Regions from separate parts of the Homo sapiens genome. Here regions 1 and 3 are each linked to region 2. Evidence: chromatin contacts called from ENCODE Hi-C or POLR2A ChIA-PET data. All regions are on one chromosome and are shown on one strand. The core of a region is the stretch at or near the end of the contact, and the rest is flanking DNA. Distances in the headings are between cores, read along the strand shown.

What was found. A loop is a pair of places that touch in the nucleus more often than their neighbours do. ChIA-PET counts read pairs that join two places held with the same protein, here RNA polymerase II (POLR2A). Pooled maps may share reads with other maps.
Region 1: a pooled map shows a loop between it and region 2 (4-fold over the local background). The contact joins two enhancer-like sites. A Hi-C loop is called at or near these places in 2 of 37 single-sample maps with no recorded cell type and 2 of 50 pooled maps.
Region 3: a loop to region 2 is called in a map of Calu3, with 1.8 times the contacts of the local background. The contact joins the promoter of CDC6 here to the enhancer-like site in region 2. A Hi-C loop is called at or near these places in 1 of 168 maps with a recorded cell type or tissue (Calu3) and 3 of 50 pooled maps. POLR2A ChIA-PET finds 5 or more read pairs at or near these places in 1 of 52 experiments (activated CD4-positive, alpha-beta T cell).

What each region holds. Positions count from the first base shown.
Region 1 is chr17:40,581,206-40,585,213 of GRCh38, reverse strand. No RefSeq gene overlaps it. Among named protein-coding and RNA genes, the nearest start is that of CCR7, 18 kb to the right of the region's middle. RefSeq lists a silencer at 2,677-2,822 and enhancers at 2,581-2,830, 2,851-2,990. Within about 2 kb of position 2,758, at least 11 of the 41 ENCODE cell types and tissues checked have a DNase peak (open chromatin) inside an H3K27ac peak, as active enhancers do.
Region 2 is chr17:39,767,634-39,771,861 of GRCh38, reverse strand. The region is part of intron 7 of IKZF3 (IKAROS family zinc finger 3); the gene reads left to right. Among named protein-coding and RNA genes, the nearest start is that of GRB7, 32 kb to the right of the region's middle. RefSeq lists a silencer at 1,398-1,467. Within about 2 kb of position 1,806, at least 4 of the 41 ENCODE cell types and tissues checked have a DNase peak (open chromatin) inside an H3K27ac peak, as active enhancers do.
Region 3 is chr17:40,286,097-40,290,555 of GRCh38, reverse strand. It overlaps CDC6 (cell division cycle 6), which reads right to left and starts at 2,677. Exons shown (of 12, transcript NM_001254.4): 1 at 2,466-2,677; 2 at 958-1,148. The coding sequence starts at 1,135. RefSeq lists enhancers at 2,062-2,131, 2,162-2,341, 2,110-2,917.

The DNA of each region.
Region 1 (4,008 bases), core at 1,509-4,008, 810 kb before region 2:
AATGGGGAAAAGTTGAAAGCATTCCCTCTGAGAACAGGAACAAGATAAGGACGCCCACTGTCACCACTCCTCTTCAACATAGTACTGGAAGTCCTAGCCAAAGCAATCAGACAAGAGAAAGAAATAAAGGGCATCCAAATCAGCAAAGAGGAAGTCAAACTGTCCCTGTTTGCTGATGATATGATAGTTTACCTTGAAAACCCTAAGGACTCCTCCAGAACTGATAAAAGAATTCAGCAAAGTTTCCAATTATAAGATTAATATACACAAATTAGTAGCTCTTCTATACACCAACAATGACCAAGCAGAGATCAAATCAAGAACTCAAGAATAGCTCCAAGAAAAATAAATAGCTTTACAATAGCTCCAAGAAAAATAAAATACTTAGGAATAACCTAACAAAGGAGTCAAAAGACCTCTACGAGGAAAACTACAAAACACTACTGAAAGAAATCAGACAACACAAACAAATGGAAACACATGCCATGCTCATGGATAGGTAGACTCAATATTGTGAAAATGACCACACTGCCAAAAGCAATCTACAAATTCAATGTAATCCCCATCAAAATACTGCCACCATTCTTCACAGAGTTAGAAAAAACAATTCTAAAATTCATATGGAACCAAAAAAGAGCCCACATAGCCAAAGCAAGGCTAAGCAAAAAGAACAAATCTGGAGGCATCACACTACCTGATTTCAAACTATATTATAAGGCCATAGTCACCAAAACAGCATGGTACTGGTATAAAAATAGGCACATAGACCAATGGAACAGAATAGAGAACCCAGAAATAAACCCAAATACTTACAGCCAACTGGTCTTCAACAAAGCAAACAAAAACATAAAGTGGGGAAAGGACACCCTTTTCAACAAATGGTGCTGGGATAATTGGCTAGCCACATGTAGGAGAATGAAATTGGATCCTCATCTCTCACCTTATACAAAAATCAACTCAAGATGGATTAAGGACTTAAACCTAAGACCTGAAACTGTAAAAGTCCTAGAAGATAACATTGGAAAAACTATTTTAGACATTGGCTTAGGCAAGGATTTCATGACCAAAACCCCAAAAGCAATTGCAATAAAAACAAAGATAAATAGCTGGGACCTAATTAAACTAAAGAGCTTTTGCATGGCAAAAGGAACAGTCAGCAGAGTAAACAGGTAACCCACAGAGTGGGAGAAAATCTTCACAATCTATACATCTGACAAAGGACTAATATCCAGAATCTACAACAAACTCAAATCAGTAAGAAAAAAACAAACAATCCCATCAAAAAGTGGGCTAAGGACATGAATAGACAATTCTCAAAAGAAGATATACAAATGGCCAACAAACATGAAAAAATGCTCAACATCACTAATGATCAGGGAAATTCAAATCAAAACCACAATGCGATACCACCTTACTCCTGCAAGAATGGCCATAATCAAAGAATCAAAAAACAGTAGATGTTGACAGAGATGCAGTGATCAGGGAACACTTCTATACTGCTGGTAGGAATGTAAACTAGTACGCCACTAAGGAAAACAGTGTGGAGATTCCTTAAAGAACTAAAAGTAGAACTACCATTTGATCCAGCAATCCCACTACTGGGTATACCCAGAGGAAAAGAAGTCATTATTCGAAAAAGATACTTGCACACACATGTTTATAGCAGCACAATTCACAGTTGCAAAATCATGGAACCAATCCAAATGCCCATCAATCAACGAGTGGATAAAGAAACTGTAGTATATATATGTATAATGGAATAGTATTCCATCTGATTAGTCTCAGCCATAAAGAGATGAATTAACAGCATTTGCAATGACCTGGATGAGATTGGAGACTATTATTCTAGGTGAAGTAACTCAGGAATGGAAAACCAAACATTGTATGTTCTCACTGACATGTGGGAGCTAAGCTATGAGGACGCAAAGGCATAAGAATGATACAATGGACTTCGGGGACTTGGGGAGAAGAGCAGGAAGGGGCAAGGGATAAAAGACAACAAATATGGTGCAGTGTATACTGCTCGGGTGATGGGTGCACCAGGATCTCACAAATCACCACTAAATAACTTACTCATGTAACCAAATATCACCTGTACCCCAATAACGTATGGAAAATTTTTTAAAAAGAATAAAAAATAAATTTTAAAAATGTACAATTTCGGTTGTGAATGTGCAGGGTTGGCCCAGCAATGGGCAGGCTGGAGGTGGGGAGTGGGCATCTTGGATGTCTAATTTATCACTCGCCATGAGACCAGCCTCAACATTTCCCACCCCTGCTTTCACCACAGAGGTTATTTCAGTCCAAGTTTCCTGTCGCCCTTGCCACCTTGCCAAGATAAAGGTCACCACCGGGTCTCACTGGGGAACAAAAGGAGGGATTCTGGGCAGCCCTCAGTCATGCACAAAAGCTCTGGGCTTAGAGCTCTTGGGGACAGTAGGACAGCAGGGCCAGCCCCACCCTCTCTGGTTGGCTGAAACTAGAATGGCGTGAGGTTTGGCTGAGCAATTCTGGAAGAATAACTGCTCCCTTCCTTTCCCTTTCACCTTTCCTCAGACCCCCGTCCTCACTCACCCCCACTTCTCCCCTCAGAGAGCTTTTGGCAACACGAAAAACACAGACACATAGACCCCTCCCTCTTAATGCCCAACAATGAACCCATGCAGCAAAACAGGAAGCATCTTCCTGTCAAGGCAAACCCATTGTTCTCTCTGTGCACACGTCCTGACAAGTCAGGAAACCGCCGCCGGGCCATGGCAACAGGTGTCAGGGTGACCTGAGGCTTCCCGCTAGCCTGTGCCAAGCCCTCCTTCCCTTTTCATGTAAGTGCCACACGCTAACCAATTGCACCACTGAGAGCTCCTCTCCTTCCCTTTTCTTCATCCTGGTGAGCCATCCTCTTCCTCCCTGCAGCCTCACAACTTATTTTCCTCACACCTGTTGGCCCTTTCCCTCTTGGTTGTCCAAGGTCCGAGTAAGACCTTAAAAGGCCCTGAACCCTATAAAGATTGCAGTCTCTCTCCAAATATAATTCCTAATACTCACCAGACAACACAAAATGTACATGTGTGCTGAAATTAAAAGAGCATCTTTTTAGATTTTCTGATTACTGAACTCTTCTCAACTTTGGGATGTCTTCATCTGGCTGGGGCCCTGTGTCCATACCAAATCTGCCTGTTGGGTTACCCCACACTGGTGGAGGCTCATTTTCGTTGGCTTCACATGGGAACAGATTATTCCCAAGTGAGATAAAACAGGGGCAAGAGGTGGGGGCAGGAGTGAGAGGTGTGATCTTGGACTTTGCCCACTAAATGACAAGTCCAGAGGGACAGGAAGCCATTGGACACTCTGGGTAGAGCCAGGACACTGCTACTATGACCATGGACTCCATATGCAAGAAAGGCAGGACTGAGTTTCTGAGCTTCTGCAGACCTGGCTCCCTCCAGGGGACTCTGGGTCTGGCTCCTCTGTCGATTCTCTCCAGATCAGAGGCCTCCTCTAGGGGTCTCAAGACTTGTCCTGTTCTTTTTCATAATAACAGGGGCTGGAGTTTCTGGTAAGCTAAGCTTTTCTTTATCCTCTGGGTAACCAAGTCATCAGTGAGGTGGTTGGACTGAATGACTATAAAGGTTACTTGTAGGTCCTTCTCCCTGCTCATTCTCAGAAACCTTCGTAAAACAGGATGGGATGTAAAGACCTGTCTGAGGGTGTCTTTCCCAGGAAGAGAGGGGGCAGCCGTGGTCTGAGCTCTTCCGACCATGCCCAACATCAGTAAAGGCAGCCTGGCATAGTGGGAAAAGCCCCTTAGCTTAGAGTCAAATATCAAGTCACTTTCCTTTCAAGTCTCAGCTTCCTCAATCATAGAATGGAAACCTGCCACACAGGGCAGCCCGAGGGCTAAATGAGATGAGGTATAAGGATGTGCTTGGAGATGTGGATGCCCATGCTATTTTCCATTGCTTGTCAAGCTCCTCAAGGCCCAGGACTAGGTTGATGGGCCTTCAAGCC
Region 2 (4,228 bases), core at 557-3,056:
GGGCTGAGGTGGGAGTATCACTTGAGCCCAGGAGGTTGAGGCTGCAGTGAGCTGTGATCACGCCACTGCAATCCCACCTGAGCAACAGAGTGAGACCTTGTCTCAAAAATAAAAAATAAAAAGAAGCACACATTGTCCACATTCCCACACCCCTGTGTTCTCTCTCTGCTCCATCCTCCCTCTGCACTCCAGGCGAGTTTACTAGTCTGCTTCTTATTATAGATATGACTGTCTCCACCACCGTCACTACCACCACCTCTGATTTCAAGGAGACTTTAAAGAATAGATGAATCTTTGCCCCATATTAAGTGTGGCATATTTGAGAAGTAATTCAGTTTTCTCTTTCCACTCTCTTGGCTACTCTATGTTTTGTTCTACCATGTAGCATTAAGGATACTGATTTGTCATGAAATGATGTACATGCTGCATCTCCTCTAGTGGATTGCAATTTTGTTGTATTCCTCAAATCACCTAACCATGGTGCTAAGCAAATAATGGGAATAGAGTGCTTACACATGCCTGGCACTGCTAAGCACTTTATAGATATCATAACAACTCTGCACAGCATATACTTCTTGAGTGCATGTGCTGGTCCATGTGGAAAAAGCAGTTGCTGCCACTAAGCCCCCTTTCCCTCTGCTATGGGAACCATCACAGCAGAAAACCTGAAGTCACTGCTGGTGGTGGGGCTGTGCAGCCATGGGCAAGGTAGCAGCCAGGAAACATCAGTTAACACTCAAACATATACTGGGATATGTGGGCTCTTGGATTACATCCTGGTTCTCTGTTCACCAACTGGGCAATCTTGGAAAGTGAATCAAACTGTTTGTGCTTTAGGTTCTTCATCTAAGAGATGATAATTCATACCTTAAAAGGTATCATACAAAAATTAGCCAGGCATAGTGGCACGTGCCTGTAGTCCCAGACACTTGGGAGGCTGAGGCAAGAGAATCACTTGAACCCAGGAGACGGAGGTTGCAGTGAGTCGAGATCGTACCATTGCACTCCATCCTGGGTGACAGAGCAAGACTCTGTCTCAAAAAAAAAAAAAAAGTATCAACCCCTAATGGGCTGGTAAAATGAGACAGTATGCAAAGTATCTAGGATGGCACGGTGGATACAGCAGGGGCTCAATAAATAGTACTTATCATTATTGGGATTATTGTATATAAGGCACAGTGCAAGGTACTGTGAAATATAAAGACCAGAAGTAAACATATTAGGGTGGTGGGTCTTCCCCCTCAACCCTGCAGACAGAGTTCTGAATCCACTTGCTCAGTTAAGGGCCCTTTTAGCTCTAGCCTGTGATTCTGTACTTCCAAGTTGGCACTTAGAAGCCAACAACCATATGTCCTCACCACATTGCATCAGTTCAGGTCAGGTGGTTTCTTAGTTTAGAGTTAACAAAGCCAAGATATAAGACATTGACACCTTTAAAAAGAACCACAGGTAGGGAATGGCCCAACCAGGCAGCCTTAGTTTCTAAACTTAGGACTTGCTGTTGCCGTGTGTATTTTTGTTGGAAGAAGACCTCTAATTCAGCCTGAAGCTGGTATCATGAATCATTCAAAGGCGTGGTGTGATTTTGACTAGAAGCTGGACCAGATGCTCCGTGCAGGTTTGGAAGCAGTTACACTTTTGTGGTTTGACTAACCTTTTTTATGAGTGTGTTACTAAAGAAACGTGAGCTGTTGGCTTTTCAATTACTGTAGTTTACCCTTTCTGGGTTTCATACACATTGAGTCATCGTGTCTACAGGTGACTGATAATCATCTGCACTGCTCAAGTTACCGTAACTCAGAGACGAGGGGATCTGATGATTGCAAGTTGCATGCACGTGAACATCTGAGGCTGCCCCATCTCCTTAACAATGAACAATGGTCTGTGTTAACTACAGAATTCAGTCACATATTTCCACTCATCCAGGGGTTTATCTTCCTCTTAATGTTTTGCCTTTTACAATTTTAGCACTCAGCTGTTTTCTGACATATGCTGCAGGTGGTATAGATTGTGAAATTGTAGGCCTTGTTAAGTAAAGCAAACTCTTAGGAGAAAGGATAAAATCAGAGTTTGTGATGTGCCTACCCCACCCAGAAACCTTCTGGAGCCTCTCTGTTGGGTGAAAAGAGAAAAAGTTTCTCAAGGACCCCTGGTATTTAGGGAGATGAATAGAGGTGGCCACAGTGGAAAATAACCAATAACCTTAAAAAGGCCAAGAAACCGAAGTTCATCATTTCTGTGTCACATTCTAGGGAATGAATGTCTGTGACCTTAGCTGGCTCTCATGTTCTCAGTCTTCCAGATGGCCTTGACCAAAGATATATCCAATCTGGAAACTGAAAATAAAAAACATTGATTACTTTGGCCAAGGTCTACTCTGCTGTTGCTTCTCATTGAGTTTCCAAGACAGGGTATTTTCGTTTGCATATTTTTTTTCTCTCTCAGGTATTTCTCTGGAAACTATCAGGTTGGCCTTAAGGTCAGCTGCTTGTGGGGATGCAAAGACAAATTCATCTCATGGGAATAGATCTTTTAGCTGGTTCTTCTGGCTCCAATTTCTCACTGTTCTGGTCTGCCTTACACATTGCTGTTACGTTAACCACAAACCTGTCTTTCTCAAGGGCAGGTAGCCTTGGCTCTTGGTTCGGATTCACACCCTACAGTGGGCCATTCGGAATGCCCACCATTCGGTCCTACCATGCATTATCTTTTTTCAGTGTTTCCCCAAATGTAGGATGCAAATTGCCAGCAAGCACATGGAGCATTTAAAAACCTGGGTCCACACAGCAGGATAATTATTTTCTTTCCAGTTCTCTTTCAGTCTCCTGGATCATACTAAGGAGAAAAATTTAGACTTAATTTGATGCCAGTTGTCTTTAACACTAATCTCACACTTGGTAATCTCTGTTTTTAACAAAGGGGGAAGGGATCTTAGTCTCCAAGTACTCACAGTAGTATCCGATCAAAATTTAATGAAATGCTCTGTTTCATTGTCTTTATTTTTCATAGTTACCTTCTACTTGTGGAAAGTGATTCTGGTTTTCCGTTTATGTTAGTGATATAAAGTTTCCTTAAAAACCACATTTATTTTAGAAAAAGAAAAAAAGAAAGAAAATGTGAACCAAATCAAACAGAGGAAAAAAACCCAAGCATTTACCAAGTGTTTTCCATGTGGCAGGCCCTGTTCTAAGTGCTTTCCAGTGACCCTGTGAGGTACATACAATTATCTTCACTTTACATGAGGACACGGAACATAGGTTAAGTGACTTGCCCAAGGTCACAAAACTGGTGACCAATGGAGCCAGCATCAAACCCAGCCCATCTGACACCAGAGTTTATTCTCTCAACCACCACACTGCCCTGGTGTGTGGATATTGCAGAATGTGAAGGAAGAGTGAAGCCTGAGAAATACTGTATTTCATACTTCTTGATCGCGTTTCAGCCAGACTCGCTTTCTGCACACGTCCCGTGTAGTCCCACCTCTCTGCCTTCATTCCTGCACTCCCCCTCAACTAGGATGTCCTCTCCCGCTTCTCTGAAAATCTAAATTCTTCCAGTTCAAGACCCTTCTCAAAATTTAGATTTTCCAAGAATGCTTTCCCTTCCCCAAGTACTTCTGAAGTTTCTGCATTCCCTTAATGCCTAAATATACAATTTATACCAAATTGTCTCACCGATGCCTGTATGTTACCTTATTATTCTTTTTAAAGAACACGTTACTTCCCTGCCTAAATGCCTCAAATGTGGGCATTTAGAATAAAAGCAAAGACCTCCATAGAGCAAAGCAGTCCTTTTACAACTTTTTTTTTTGAGACAAGGTCTTACTCTGCCACCCAGGCTGGAGTGCAGTGGTGCCATCTCAGCTCACTACAATCTCTGCCTCCCAGGCTCAGGTGATCCTCCCACCTCAGCCTCCTGAGTAGCTGGGACTACAGATGCCTGGCTAATTTTTGTATTTTTTTGTAGAGACAAGGTTCCTCCATGTTGCCCGGGCTGGTCTCGAACTCCTGGGCTCAAGTGATCCTCCCTCCTCAGCCTCCCAAAGTGCTAGGATTACAGGCCTGAGCCACCGCGCCCGGCCAACTTTTAACTTATACTTTTTCTCGAGTTCTATATATATATAGGTCTTATTTCTCATCCACTAGGTTGGAGACACCTCAAGAACAGGAACTGGTTCTTCCAATCCTTTTGTTTTCTCATGGCATTTTTTCTTCTTCTTCTTTATTTT
Region 3 (4,459 bases), core at 1,428-3,927, 520 kb before region 2:
CATTTAGTAGAAACCAAATGGGTTTTAGTAGGATGAAATTGTAAGGCTATTTTGAAACAGGTTTTCTCAACCTTGGCACCACTGACATCTTGGACCAAATAATTCTTCATTGTCAAGGAGCTGTCCTGTGCATTGTAATGTCTAGCAGCATCCCTGGCCTCTACCCACTATGCCAGTAGCAACCCCCAGCTGTAACAACCAAAAATGTCTCCAGAAACAACCAAATTACCCCCCATTTAAAAATAAATGTTCCAAAACAAGAAAGAATTACCAATCACTGTCCTAAAGGATGGAAAATATTCATCATGTCACGTTTTTGTTTCTTTTAATTTCACAAATATTGAGGTAAGTTTCATAATACCATGTAACTACAAGGTAACTTAAAACATTGACAGAACTAAGTTCAGTATTAAGGAATTGAAGATCAGACTTATTAAGTAGTTCAGAGTGACCTCAGTAAGTGTCTAACTCTGGAGTTCGGTAAGCACTTAGCAACCATTCTGAAAATAACTAAAATGAAGAGTAGTCTTAGGCCAGGAGCGGTAGCTCATGCCTATAATCCCAGCACTTTGGGAGGCCGAGGCAGTTGGATCACCTGAGGTCAGGAGTTCAGAGACCAGATTGGCCAATATGGCAAAACCCTGTCTCAACTAAAAATCCAAAAAAAAAAAAAAAAAAAATTAGCCAGGCTTGGTGGTGGGCGCCTGTAATCCCAGCTACTTGGGAGGCTGAGGCAGGAGAATCGCTTGAACCCAGGAGGCGGAGGTTGCAGTGAGCCAAGATCGCACTATTGCACTCCAGCCTGGGAGATGGAGCGAGACTCTGTCTCAAAAAAAAAAAAAAAAAAAAAAAGAAGTCTTAACTGAACTTAGAAAGCTCCTTCAAAGGACACACATCTTACCAAGAAAAGAAAGGTCACGAGCTGCTAGTGAAAAAGTGATATAATGGATGGTTTACCCAGACGTTTCCTGGGGCTGAGAGGCAGGGCTTTTACACGAGGAGAACAGGTTACGGTTTGGACATTTGTTGGTTCTAGTTTGGCATCACTGGAGTTTTTAGCTTTGTTCAATGCCCGAGACAGCTTCCTTTTTGGAAAACTGATTGTAGCCTGTGCCTGGGATCGGGTTTGAGGCATGACGACAGCACAGCTAGATTAAAAAAAATAAGAGGACAACTAGTCAATATGTGAAAGTGAAGAGAAAATAACTAACATGGAATTTATTTATACTGATGATTAACACTTATTTCCTAATTATGTTATCACACTTATTTTAGCATTCACTTTTGCTTCACATCCAAATCTATGCAAGAACAGCTGACATTTGTTGTCTACCTACTACGTGGAAGGGCGCTGTTATAAACACTTTAGGTACCAACTCGTTTAACAACGATCTTAGGAGTAGGTACTATTATTAGCCTTTATTTTACACATGAGAAAACTGAGATAAACAGTGGCCCAAAGTCACAGAAAAACAGGAATGTAACCCCGGGCATCTGGTGCCAGAGCCCAAGTTCTTAACCAATTGAGCGATGCAATAACAAGTTACCTGAAATGGGCCGGGCGCGGTGGCCCACGCCTGTAATCCCAGCACTTTGGGAGGCTGAGGCGGGCGGATCACCTGAGGTCAGGAGTTCGAGACCAGCCTGACCAACATGGAGAAACCCCGTCTCTACTAAAAATACAAAAATTACGGCCAAACGCGGTGGCTCACGCCTGTAATCCCAACACTTTGGGAGGCCGAGACGGGCCGAGACCATCCTGGCTAACACGGTGAAACCCCGTCTCTACTAAAAATGCAAAAAATTAGCCGGGCGTGGTGGTGGGCGCCTGTAGTCCCAGCTACTCGGGAGGCTGAGGCAGGAGAATGGCATGAACCCGGGAGGCGGAGCTTGCAGTGAGCCGAGATCGCGCCACTGCACTCCAGCCTGGGAGACCGAGCGAGACTCCGTCTCAAAAAAAAAAAAAAAATTAGCCGGACGTGGTGGCGGGCGCCTGTAGTCCCAGCTACATGAAGAGGCTGAGGCAGGAGAATGGCTTGAACCCGGCAGGCAGAGGTTGCAGTGAGCCGAGATCGCACCACTGCACTACAGCCTGGGCGACAAGAGCGAGACTCCGTCTCAAAAAAAAAAAAAAGTTACATGAATTGATTTATATAGAACTTCTAGTTTCCTCCCTCCAGGCACGCGGGGTGTCTTTATCACCAGTTCAGCCCAGCACCCGCCACATTTAGTCTCTTCTATCCCAAGCCCTCACACTGCAGCTCAGTCTTCCCTCAGTTCTTTCCGCCCCTGCACTCAGTCCTCATTCTAGGCAGCTCTCAACGCACCCCAGAATATTTCCTTCCTACAACTTTCACCTCCTTCACACCACGCATAACTGCTAGAACTACCCCGAGGGCACCTGCCCTTTCCCTGATCCCGACCTCAGACCTCCAGCGAGCTCAGCTCTTTTCCCTTCACTTCACCTCAGGCCTCGCCGGAACCCGCAGCCTTCACCCAGCTCCGCTGCCTCACAGACCCCAGGCCTCCTCGAGCAATCCTCTTCTTTCCACCTCCTCAGTGCAGGATCCTTCTCACGTCTCTCACACGCAGCCTCTCGGACTCACCACCACAAGCCCCTGAACAAACTGCACAGCGGCAGCAGCAAACTCCAGCCGCGCTCGCGCCAAATCCGAATGGCCACAGCGTTCCCACCTCCCGCCAAAGCCCGGCCTCGATTCTGATTGGCTGTAGTCACAGAGCCTTTCGCCTTGGGCACCGCCTCTTTTTTTGCTACCAATCCAGTGGAAGAGTTACAGCCAATGAGAGAGCCCCAAGTCTTAGAGTCGCTGTGAGGCCACGACCACTGAACGGGGGAGGGAATCTACATCCGGGGCCTCGGTGGAAAGACGCGCGATTGCGGCAGGGCGACTCTGGGTAAAGCGGGCCGGCCCGCCGCAAAGCACGCTGGGAGGCGTAGTCTTTGCTGCCGCGCAGTCGCACTCTTCCTTCGACTGGAAGTGTCAAGATGTGGTTCCCCTTCTCACTGCCTAAAGTACCCATTTGCATCATCCTGATGGGCTAGATTTTCAGAACTGCTACATGATACCTACCGTTTTGGGTTCTGTGCGCCAGGTATGATGCTAGGCACTTTCCTTACCTCTCTAATGCTCAACCTCGCAAAGTACAAAGCAAACTTCTATACAAGGTTAGAGGTCACAGCATCTTGGTGACAGTGAAGAGCCTAGGATCCAGATCTCCTGATGGCTGAACTAGTGATTTTTATGGTAAAGTTCTACACACCTATATAAAGAAAAACTATGCTTCATCATAGTATCTCTTGATTTGTGCTTCAAAGGTGAGAAACAGAGCCAACTCTTTACTTTTATTTCGTTCAACCTAAGAATATTATGTTCTGTGCATCTTCTTACCATTAATCCACACATCATGGGGAGGGAATTATGACCCCTTAATTTTAAAATCTTTTATGGCGAAACACTAGGGTTTCAGGGCCAGGGAAGACAGCTATATAGAAGAGGCAAGCTGAGTTTTTAATGAAAAATATAAATTAGCGCAGTAATTTGAAGGCCAGCTTCCAAAGCCAATAATTCATCTAAGCCTCAGGTTCCTTTAGAGGCCAGAACCCAATTCTAGGTGATGGTAAACATTTATCTTTTACCCCTCAGTAACAAACAAAATAGAGCCATAAAGCCTAGAAAGAGGGAAGCAACAATATTACGATCATCAGTGAATTGGTACCTAGTTCATGAAGAGAGCCAATATTGAGTGCTTAAGTGTATGCCAGGGGCTGTGCTCAGTATTTTACCTACATCACCTTATTAATCTTCACAAGCACCCCCATGAACCTGGTGTTATTTCACTTTACAAATGAGGGAACTACAGTAGAGGGGAGTTGAGTAAACTTGCCCAAGGTCACACAACTAGTAAGTGGAAGAGCTAGAATTTGAACTCTGAACTCTGACAGAAAATCAAACTCTTGACCACTTTATCATAGGGGGATGATTAGACAGATTCAGGTTCTAAACAGGAAGAGATGGTGGAGTACATTTCGTGAAGGCTTTTTAGCAGCTGAAAACTACAAAAGTGAAGAGAATGGGCTGCCATGAATGGAGAAAGTTACCACACAATGGAAGCTTTTTTTTTTTTTATTTTTGAGACAAGTCTCATTTTATCACCCAGGCTTGAGTGCCGTGCCATGATCTCGGCTCACTGCAATCTCCACCACCTGGGTTCAAGCCATTCTCCTGCCTCAGCCTCCTGAGTAGCCGGGACTACAGGCACGCGTCACCACGCCTGGCTAATATTTGAATTTTTAGTAGAGGGGTTTCACCATGTTGGCCAGGTTGGTCTCAAACTCCTGACTTCATGATCCACCCACCTCAGCCTCCCACAGTGCTGGGATTACAGGCATGAACCACCGCTCTTGGCCACAGTGGAAGCTTTTAAAAGGACTAGATGG